Regions from separate parts of the Homo sapiens genome. Here region 1 is linked to region 2. Evidence: chromatin loops called from intact Hi-C (ENCODE). Cell type or tissue: heart right ventricle. All regions are shown on one strand. Each heading gives the region's core, and the rest is flanking DNA. Links, peaks and the distances in the headings are about the cores only.

What was found. Peaks named below come from ENCODE experiments on the same cell type or tissue, not always from the same donor. Only the 100,000 strongest peaks of a DNase experiment are listed, where the experiment ranks them.
Region 1: it touches region 2 in a loop (2.2-fold over the local background); 41 of 110 quality-filtered maps call a loop at or near these places.

What each region holds. Positions count from the first base shown.
Region 1 is chr2:236,501,552-236,505,941 of GRCh38, forward strand. The region is part of intron 1 of DRC11 (dynein regulatory complex subunit 11); the gene reads right to left. Among named protein-coding and RNA genes, the nearest start is that of DRC11, 3.7 kb to the right of the region's middle. In heart right ventricle, for the core only: a CTCF peak has its summit at 1,716 (motif pointing right); no DNase peak of the experiment used is centred there.
Region 2 is chr2:236,367,521-236,371,910 of GRCh38, forward strand. DRC11 (dynein regulatory complex subunit 11) reads right to left here. Exons shown (of 19, transcript NM_024726.5): 14 at 674-781. Among named protein-coding and RNA genes, the nearest start is that of IQCA1-AS1, 21 kb to the right of the region's middle. In heart right ventricle, for the core only: no CTCF peak of the experiment used is centred there; a DNase peak (open chromatin) is centred at 2,211; H3K27me3 peaks cover 887 bases.

The DNA.
Region 1 (4,390 bases), core at 126-4,125, 130 kb after region 2:
GATGATCAAGGGAATGGTTTGGCTGTGGACAACGATCAAGAACAGAGGATCAGCATGGTGTGAGTTTTCCAAAGTCCAGACTTCTAGGGCCCGAGAAGGGACAGTAAACCCAAGGCGCTCACTGGCCTGAGTGAGGATACAGGCTAGACATACTAACAGGTGTGACAACTGTTGACATAAAACAGAACCATGCTCAAGTTGCTTTGTGAGCTTAATAGGATTTGGGGCCCAAACCTGCCAGGACAACATTCAAGAGGAAAATGACAGGCTAATTTTGTTTAGAACTCGGATCTGAAACTCCACTTAGAAAACAGACTGCAGCTCCAGATCAAAAGAATTGTTCCCTCTAACCCAGGAGGGTTGACTGCAGGAGTGCTTTTCAGTTCAACACAGAGGAAAGCATAACTCCAGACAGCAACAGTCCAGCAAAACCCCAGCTTGTTTCATAGATGCCAAGAAGATGCTCAGTAAATTGTAACTTGCAGCACAGGCCTGATTAAAAATGCCCTCCCCACACACCAACAAAAAAAGAATGACGACTTCTTCAAAGTGCCAAAAACCAGTGACCCAATGGACCTTCAGTGGAGAAATGCTAGAAATATGCCCCCAAAATTAGCAGTAAAAAAGGACAAGGGGATACGTAAGTAATTAATATAAACCATTTTTTAACACCACTGCTTATAAATGGCATGACTGCAAAATCCAAGGAAATCAGTAACAAAAATACATCAATTAGTACAGCAAGGGCCAGGCGTGGTGGCTCACGCCTGTAATCCCAGCACTGGGTGACTGAGGTGGGTGGATCATTTGAGGTCAGGAGTTCCAGACCAGCCTGGCTAACATGGTGAAAACCCACCTCTACTAAAAATACAAAAATTAGCTGGGCATGGTGGCAGGCGCCTGTAATCCCAGCTATTTGGGAGGCTGAGACAGGAGAATTGCTTGAATGTGGAGGCAGAGGTTGCAGTGAGCCGAGATCTCACCACTGCACTCCAGCAAAAAAAAAAAAAAAAAAAAAAAAAAAAAAAATACAGCAAAATTGCAATACTTTAATGCAGAGAAAAAAAATGAAAGCAGAAACCCATTCACAGCACCAATAAAGAACAATAAATATTTAAGAATTCACATGGTGGAAGCCACATGAAATCTAGCTAAAGGAAATTCTAGAATGCTAGGTACAGATCAGTGCAAGCAGAAGTCACTATCTGCTCCTGTCTAAAGAGACAAACCCTGTCTCTACTAAAATCACAAAAATTAGCCGGGTGTGGTGGCATGCGCCTGTAATCCCAGCTACTCAAGAGGCTGAGATGGGAGACTCACTTGAACCCGGGAGGCGGAGGTTGCAGTGAGCCGAGATTGCACCACTGCACTCCAGCCTGGGAAACAGAGCGAGACTCCATCTCAAAAAAAAGAAAAGAAAAGCTATAAAGACAGAAGACTTTCAAGACATACATACAGATTTAATATGGCCAAGAATTCAGTAACAATAGACTAAAGACTATAAATAAATCTAGTAATAACTTTTAAATATGGGAGTGGAACAGACAGTAAAAGTTAAAAGGCATCTTATACTTCCAACATTGGCCACACCAACAAGCATTAAGTTTGTACAATACCCTGAAGAGGCTGCCTCCGTGAAGTTCAGGTGGGGTGATCTGAACCCCACAAAGACCCAAAGTCAACAACAGCAAGAGATCTCGGGTTGAAGAGGCTCCTGCTTCCACCAGGGGGAAACCACAGCCGACCTGATGGGGCAGAGCACAGCCAGATTTTCTGGATGTCTAGACCTGCTGTGGGCAGAACCATCCAGGGGAGCCCAGTCGCTCCAGGTCAGAGCCCTCATTGGCTTCAGTTGGGTCAGAGAAGCAGGACTTTTCCAGGGCCTCACGGAGCTGACCCATAACTGGAATTTTTGGTCAAAGACAGTCCTGGTGGCTTGAGCCTTCCGGGTCCTGCCATTTCTTTCTTCCCCAACTGCAGTCTGTCTGGGGAATCCCTGTCTGGGGGAGACCAGGCAAAGATTCCCGGCTGACAGGAAAATGAGCAGCTTTGAAAGCACACGGATCCCTGCATCATTACCTGTTTTCCTCAGCGCTGAGAGACGGCGTCATCTCCTTCCACCAGACCCTCTTCCCTCGAGACTGTCTCTGGCTTCCTGCTCCCCAGCTGTCCTGATGCCTCTCCACGTGACCACACCCCCTCCCACACTGGACCGCCAGGGACCTGGGCACCATGCCTCGGCCACGCCAGCCTGGGGAGCCCCCACTTTGCGCTCAGCCCATCTGGCCTTGCGCCCCACCTCCTCGCCCTGCAGCCTCAAGCCTCTTTCTGCTTGAGCCCAGCCATGAAGGTCAAATGAGACAAGAGAGGCGGCAAGATGATTTTTCATAAGAGCATTGATGAGAGAGAATTCACACAGCATAGAATTCACTCTTTTCAAGTGTACAATTCAGTGGTTTTCAGCATAGTTGTGCAACTACCACCATTATCTAACTCCAGAACATTTTCATCACTGGGAAAGAAACCCACACCCGTGAAGCAGTCACTCCCCATTCCCCACTCCTCCCTGCCCTTGGCAACCCCTAACCTAATTTCCATCTCTTTTTGCCTATTCTGGACACTTCACAGAAGTGAAATTACACGGCGGTGGGGGGGGGCGTTCAGTGCTGAGCTCCTTTCCCTCGGTGCGGTGTCCTCAAAATTCATCCACACTGTCGCATACTTTGTACTTCATTTCTTTCTATTGCTAAGTTTCCTTTGTACAGATACACCACATTTTGTTTATCCATTCGCCAGCCCATTGACACTTGGGTTGTTTCCGCCTTCTTTGCTGCTGTGAGTAATGCTGCTAGAAGCATTCCTGTGCGAGTTTCTGCGTGGAAATATGTCTTTATTTTCCCTGGGTAGGGCAAGGTGGTTTTCAAAGGTAAAAGTGCTCTACATTTAAAATAGAAACCAGTGTCCTGAGCAGCTCATCCCTGGAGGTCACTCAATCTCTTCATGCTTACGCCTCCTTCACTGGCAAACCTGGATGATGAGACCAACTCTGGACACCTCCAGGGACTACTGTGGGATGGTGATGTGGTTTGGCTGTGTCCCGACCCAAATCTCATCTTAAATTTTAGTTCCATAATCCCCACGTGTTGTAAGAGGGACCCAGTGGGAGGTAACTGAATCATGGGGACAGTTACCTCCATGCTGTTCTCATGATAGTGAGTTCTCACGAGATCGGACGATTTTATCAGGGGCTTTTCTCCCCACTTTGCTCTGCAATTTTCCTTGCTGCCGCCATGTGAAGAAGGGCATGTTTGACTTCACCTGCTGTCATGATTGTAAGTTTCCTAAGGACTTCCCAGTCCTGCAGAACTGTTAGTCAATTAAACCTCTTTCCTTTATAAATCACCCAGTCTCGGGTATGTCTTTATTAGCAGTGTGAGAACAGACTAATACAGATGGAACAACAGGTGTGAAAGTGTTCCTGGAATTTTAAATGCACTTTGCAAACAGAAGGTAATATTTTATCCATGAGACTACTTAACAGTTTTTGAAAGTATATGATTGGTTTCAGACTTGAGCATATGACTTAGAGATATGACAGATTTTGAAGTCAGGAGGCTTGTGGATGAAGACTGAATATGACAGTTAAAAAGACCAGACTGTTATTTCTACAGCTTGGCAGTTTTCCTATAACGGAGTGGGTAGGGGAGGGAAACACTTGAATATTCACTTGAATATATGCACTTCCGTGGGAACTCAAAATATTGCACAATGGGAATTCTTTTCAAGTTATTTTGCACAAGATAAAACCTTCTGAATCTTCCAATCTTAACTAGTTTGCTGTCTTCTTCCCCAAATACTCCCCCTGCCTTCTTGCTCTACGGAAGGCCTGTCTCTGCTCAGAAGCCCTCTCAGTAGAGGCTCCTGTTACCCCCAGAGCCCTCTGTCTCTGGCTGTGGGGCTGGGTCAAGGGGACCCCTTCTCTTCACTGCACCTCCAGACATTTGCCTTCCCTCCTCCCAACACTCCCAGGCTTTGAATCCCATTTCATCTGATGCTGTCACCACTGCCCCTCAGTCACCATCATCTTCCATCTACCATGATCGTTCCAGGCCACCTCCAGAGCACCCACCCACTGAATAGCATCTTGATGCTGCCTTCCTACCTGTTCCATTGTTAAGTGCTGAGTTCCTCTACCTAAGGCCAGCACCCCCTGGATCCCATGTCCTCTCACTACCAACGATGTCACCCACTTCTCCCTCCTCCTCCTATATCATTCTGGGCCATTCCCTTCCACACACAAACATTCTATTGTTTTCTGTCTTGGAGCCATGTCCTCTGCCTCTAGCTGCCAACATATTTCCTTTCCTCTGCAGCAAAACTCCTTTAAAGA
Region 2 (4,390 bases), core at 223-4,222:
GAACTGAAACTCCTGGCTGGAGTTGCCATCCCTGCCCCTGGTGATTCAGGTCATACACATATCAAAGCCATAAAGAAAAAAAAAAAGAAAAAAGCGAACGTGAGCCGCAGATATCTGTGCTGTGGAGAGCCCATCTTTCCTGCATCGCCTGCACACCACAGAGCTCTAGTGTGTCTGTCTGAAAAAAGTCACAATTGAACCTCATTTAGCAGTGAGAGTAGACGTCGGTGAAAACTGGCAGGGCCTTAAAGGTGATCCTTTAGATCCATGAAACACACTTGCACTGACTCCTGAAAGGCTGCCTCTGTTTAGGACCTAGTAATAGGAGCCTGTGGGTAAAAGGCAAGTGGTAGCCCTAGCCCGTTCTCTAATTTGATTAATCGTAATTGCAGGTACTTGCTTTGCCTATTATCTCCCCAGCTCATTGCCTGTATGTCCTTCAGCCCAGCACTGCTAAGCAGGCACGCAGAGAGGGTGCAGAAGTGCTCTCCCTGGTAGTACTTTGTGTGCTGGTGGGTGCACTATCAAAATGAAACTGTGCCCACTCAGAATTCTCAGTAGGAAAAGTTAAGGAGCACTGTACTTTTGATGACAAACAGGAACACACTGTCCAAACCAGCAAGCGGTGCAAGCTGCTTTGGAAAAGGCACATCCGCGCACGCCGAGTCTTTACCTAATGGCCAGATTCCGTACAATGTGATGAGCTGTCTGACATCCAGGAGGGAGGGCATGGGTTCTATGGACACCTGGCGAAGAGTAGTCCCCAGGTAGCTGTACTCACCTGGAGAGAAAAGAAACAGAGGAACAATAAATGGAAAACAGCGCTGGTCTGAGCTGCATAATTTTGGCATCTGCAAAACGATCGGAGAATACAAATTGAACATTTCAGAGCAAAGAGAATCCTATTAGGAGAGTCATTATGAAGAACACATCTTTTCTCAGATAAAGGTTTGAAGAAAAGCTATCCAGGCAAGAAAGCCCTGCTCTACTAGCTAGAGTAAACTGGGAATGATGTTGACTATTATATTAGCCTCCTAATACTTTCTAAAACAACATTTGAATATAGAGTTATGTGAAATGGGACAAAGTGCTAAAAAGAAGGACACACAAAAAAGGCTGAAATATAGGGGGCTCTGCTTTATTTATATTCCAATAGATTATGTATAACATTTGTGCAAACTTTATAAATAAGTTATTTAAGATCGATGTAGAATTTGTATTGGAGCAGTGTAAATCTGAGTGTAAAATGCAGTCATTTGAAAGGAAGGGTATGAGTCTAATTTAGGATAAATAGAAACATCTCCTTTTGAGGGTAATATTCATTTACATTTTTATCATTTTTAAGAGAGTACCAAAGGAATAATGCAGAAATAAATCTTTACAGGTTTAATTAGAAGATATCAAAGGGCTTAATTGTAACTAGTCATAAATCTGAAGTGTTATTTTCTAACTAATTTAGATAAGGTCACCAAGAAAATTAGTTTGGCTGTCTCCATTTGTCATGAGGACGGACCTTTATAGGTTCATATGATTCTCTCTTGATCTGTATCTGAATCTGGAGTAAAAATATTCAATGAACGAATCACCATGTCTGGATTTTTTTCCCTGATGCTTTCTTCCTATAGCGAGTCCTGGTCCTGCAGAGCTTCGGATGCTACATGTGTACAGCAAGTACAATATGCACATTTATGTGTGTAGGAAACACTGAAAGTATCCCAAGCTTTTAAGTATTTTCAAATGCTAAGAAAATCAGAGTTAAAATTCAGACAGTGACCGCTGTTTTGTTGTGGGGCAGGGGGCAGCCTTTCAGAGCCTCCACATGAACAAAACGTCCTTGGCAAGGACAATGGGTATTGGTTGGGAGAATGAGTGATAATGAAAGCATCTATTATGGCTTCAGATACCACACTTTTTAATGAGCAGGTAATAAATAGAAGAGTGGTTAATTTAGCCTCCACTAGAATAGAAAGAGATCCTGTAACAACCGTTAAATCCAGCGCTCATTGCCAGTAAACATGACATTCAAGGTGACAGGAAAGTGACCCCAATTTTCCTGCTTATCTAAACCCATATTAATCTCCAGATGCACCATATTTTCTAGAACATAACAGATCTTGTTTAAACAAATTATATTCAGTTGAATTAGTGGGTGTTGGTTCTAACAGAGGCAAGGACACAAGTAGCCCCGGCTGCCTGCCAAGGTCTGAGACTCGCACTGAAAGCACATTCCTGTGTTTGCAGTGGCCCCACACAGAAGCCATGCCCCTTCCCATCCGTGCATTCGGAGCTCGGAAAGTCCAGCATTCCCGGCACAGACATCAGATCTTCCACAGGGGAGGGAAGAAGAAAGTGGCAGACGAAAAGGCATTTAGGATAGAGGGCGTGAAAATGCCAGGAAACCCAGATCAAGAGGGCAGAAAACCAAACAGCGGCTGCACGACAGGTGGAATCGAATCCCCTTGCAATTCTAAGTGGAAGTCCTAATCCCCAGCATCTCAGAACGCGACCTTATTTGGAAATAGGGTTGTCGCAGATAGATTTCATTAAGATGAGGTCATTAGAGTGGACCCTAAATCCAACAGGACTGGTGTCCTTATAAAAAAGGAGAAATTTGGACACAGAGACAGACATGCACAGAGGCAGAACACCACGTGAAGATAAAAGCAGAGAGGGAGGTGATGGTTTTACACCAAGCATCACCGAAGATCGCCAGCCACACGCCAGGGGCAGCTGAATGCCGTGCAGGTGCAGCCTGGGGTGCTCCATCCAGCCACTTGCTTAATGTTTACAGCGATTTAGTGAGGCATTTGCTGTAATTACCTCATCCCATAGTAGTGGAAACTGAGGCACAGAAAGAGTAAGTAAAGGCCTGGCATCTTGGAGGGAGGCAGCCTCAGAAAGACGAGAGGAAGGAGAGATTCCTTGAGCCTGGGAGGAGAGACCGGTCAGTGGTCCCTGAGCAGCGGGCATCCAGCCCCAGGCCCTGGAGGTCTGGGGGGCCTTCATGGGCACCGGCCCCCAGAATTTCTCTGCAGCACCCTGGTGCTTCCTGGGAACTGGGGGCCTTGAGGATACCTAGGGCAGGGGTGGGGACTGGCAAGAAGGACTGAGTTTAAATCACCTTGGTAGTATAGGGGTTGTGAAGCCAAATTAAAGTGATATAAAGAAAATAAGGAACTTGCTATTTCTTGCACACCTGAGATTGTGGCAGGTGCTTGCTGCTGGGCACAGGGCCAGTTCTGGAGCAGGGTGGCCATGCAGGGGTGCAGCAAGCAGTGGGGTGGGTGGTGGGGGTGGGCTGGTGGGAGCCGAGGGCTGGGCCTGGAGGAAGGTGTTGTCCCCAGCTCTGCAGTGCAGGCTTTGCATCCTCTGGCTCTGTTCCTCCCCTTGTCTCCTGTAGCTCTTATCTGCTGTGATTCTAATGACTGTTGAGATTCTAATGACTGTTGGGAGTTCAATGGTGTTGAGGACAGAGTGGGATTACAAATCTCAAGACTAAAAAAAGCAACTTCGTGTCCAGCGGCTGAGCACGCTGGATCTGTGCAGAGCATTCCTGGCCTGGTGGAGACATCCATCCGGGCAACCACATTCTGCGTCCGGGGATCCCTGCTCCTGCCCTGCCTGGATGAAGGGCTGGGGAGGAACAGCCCACATCCACCCTCTCTCATCTTCTAGAAGCAGGAGAAATAAACGGCTCTGGGCACTCAGGCTTTGCAGTGCTGGCCTCTGGAGCAACGGAATAGGCAACAGAGGAACCCTCTGGGCCATGCCTCTGTTGTCAAGGTGTTAAAAAGGAACCAAGATAATAAATTCAAAACCAGGGAACCCAAGGGTGAGTGAGGGTGCCTGGGTCCTCATCTCGTTAATGCTCTTCTTAGACAAGATGACGAGGCATGACTTATCTGGGTGCTGAGAGCAGTGTGCTTTCCAGAGGCAGGGGGGCATTCCCAAGCCCCCTGAGTTTATGTGATCAGGAAGAAGCTCCCAGCTGTGCAAGAGCCCAGTACCCCTAAGGTAGGAAGTCTGCAATGCCGTGTTGTCAGCGCACACCGCTCTTATGCATTGCACTCTCTCTCCTGAAGCCCTCACCTTGTCCTGGTTTTATGGGTATATAGAGAATGCTCACTACCAATCCTCGTGCCAAGGTGTCTCACGTCATTTTTGATTGTCAGTAGGTCATTCTTAGCAGATTCTTCAGGAAGGGCTCAGGGGGAAAACTGCTGAGTTCTTTCATGTTTATCAGTTTGTGTCCCATGTACTTGAAAATAAACTTGGCTGGGTACAAAATCCTAGGATCCTGCTTCCTTTCCCTGAGCATCTTATGTATGTCACTCCATTTACTTCTGGTGTAAAGCATTGCTGTGGAAAAGTCTGAGGGTAATCTAATTTT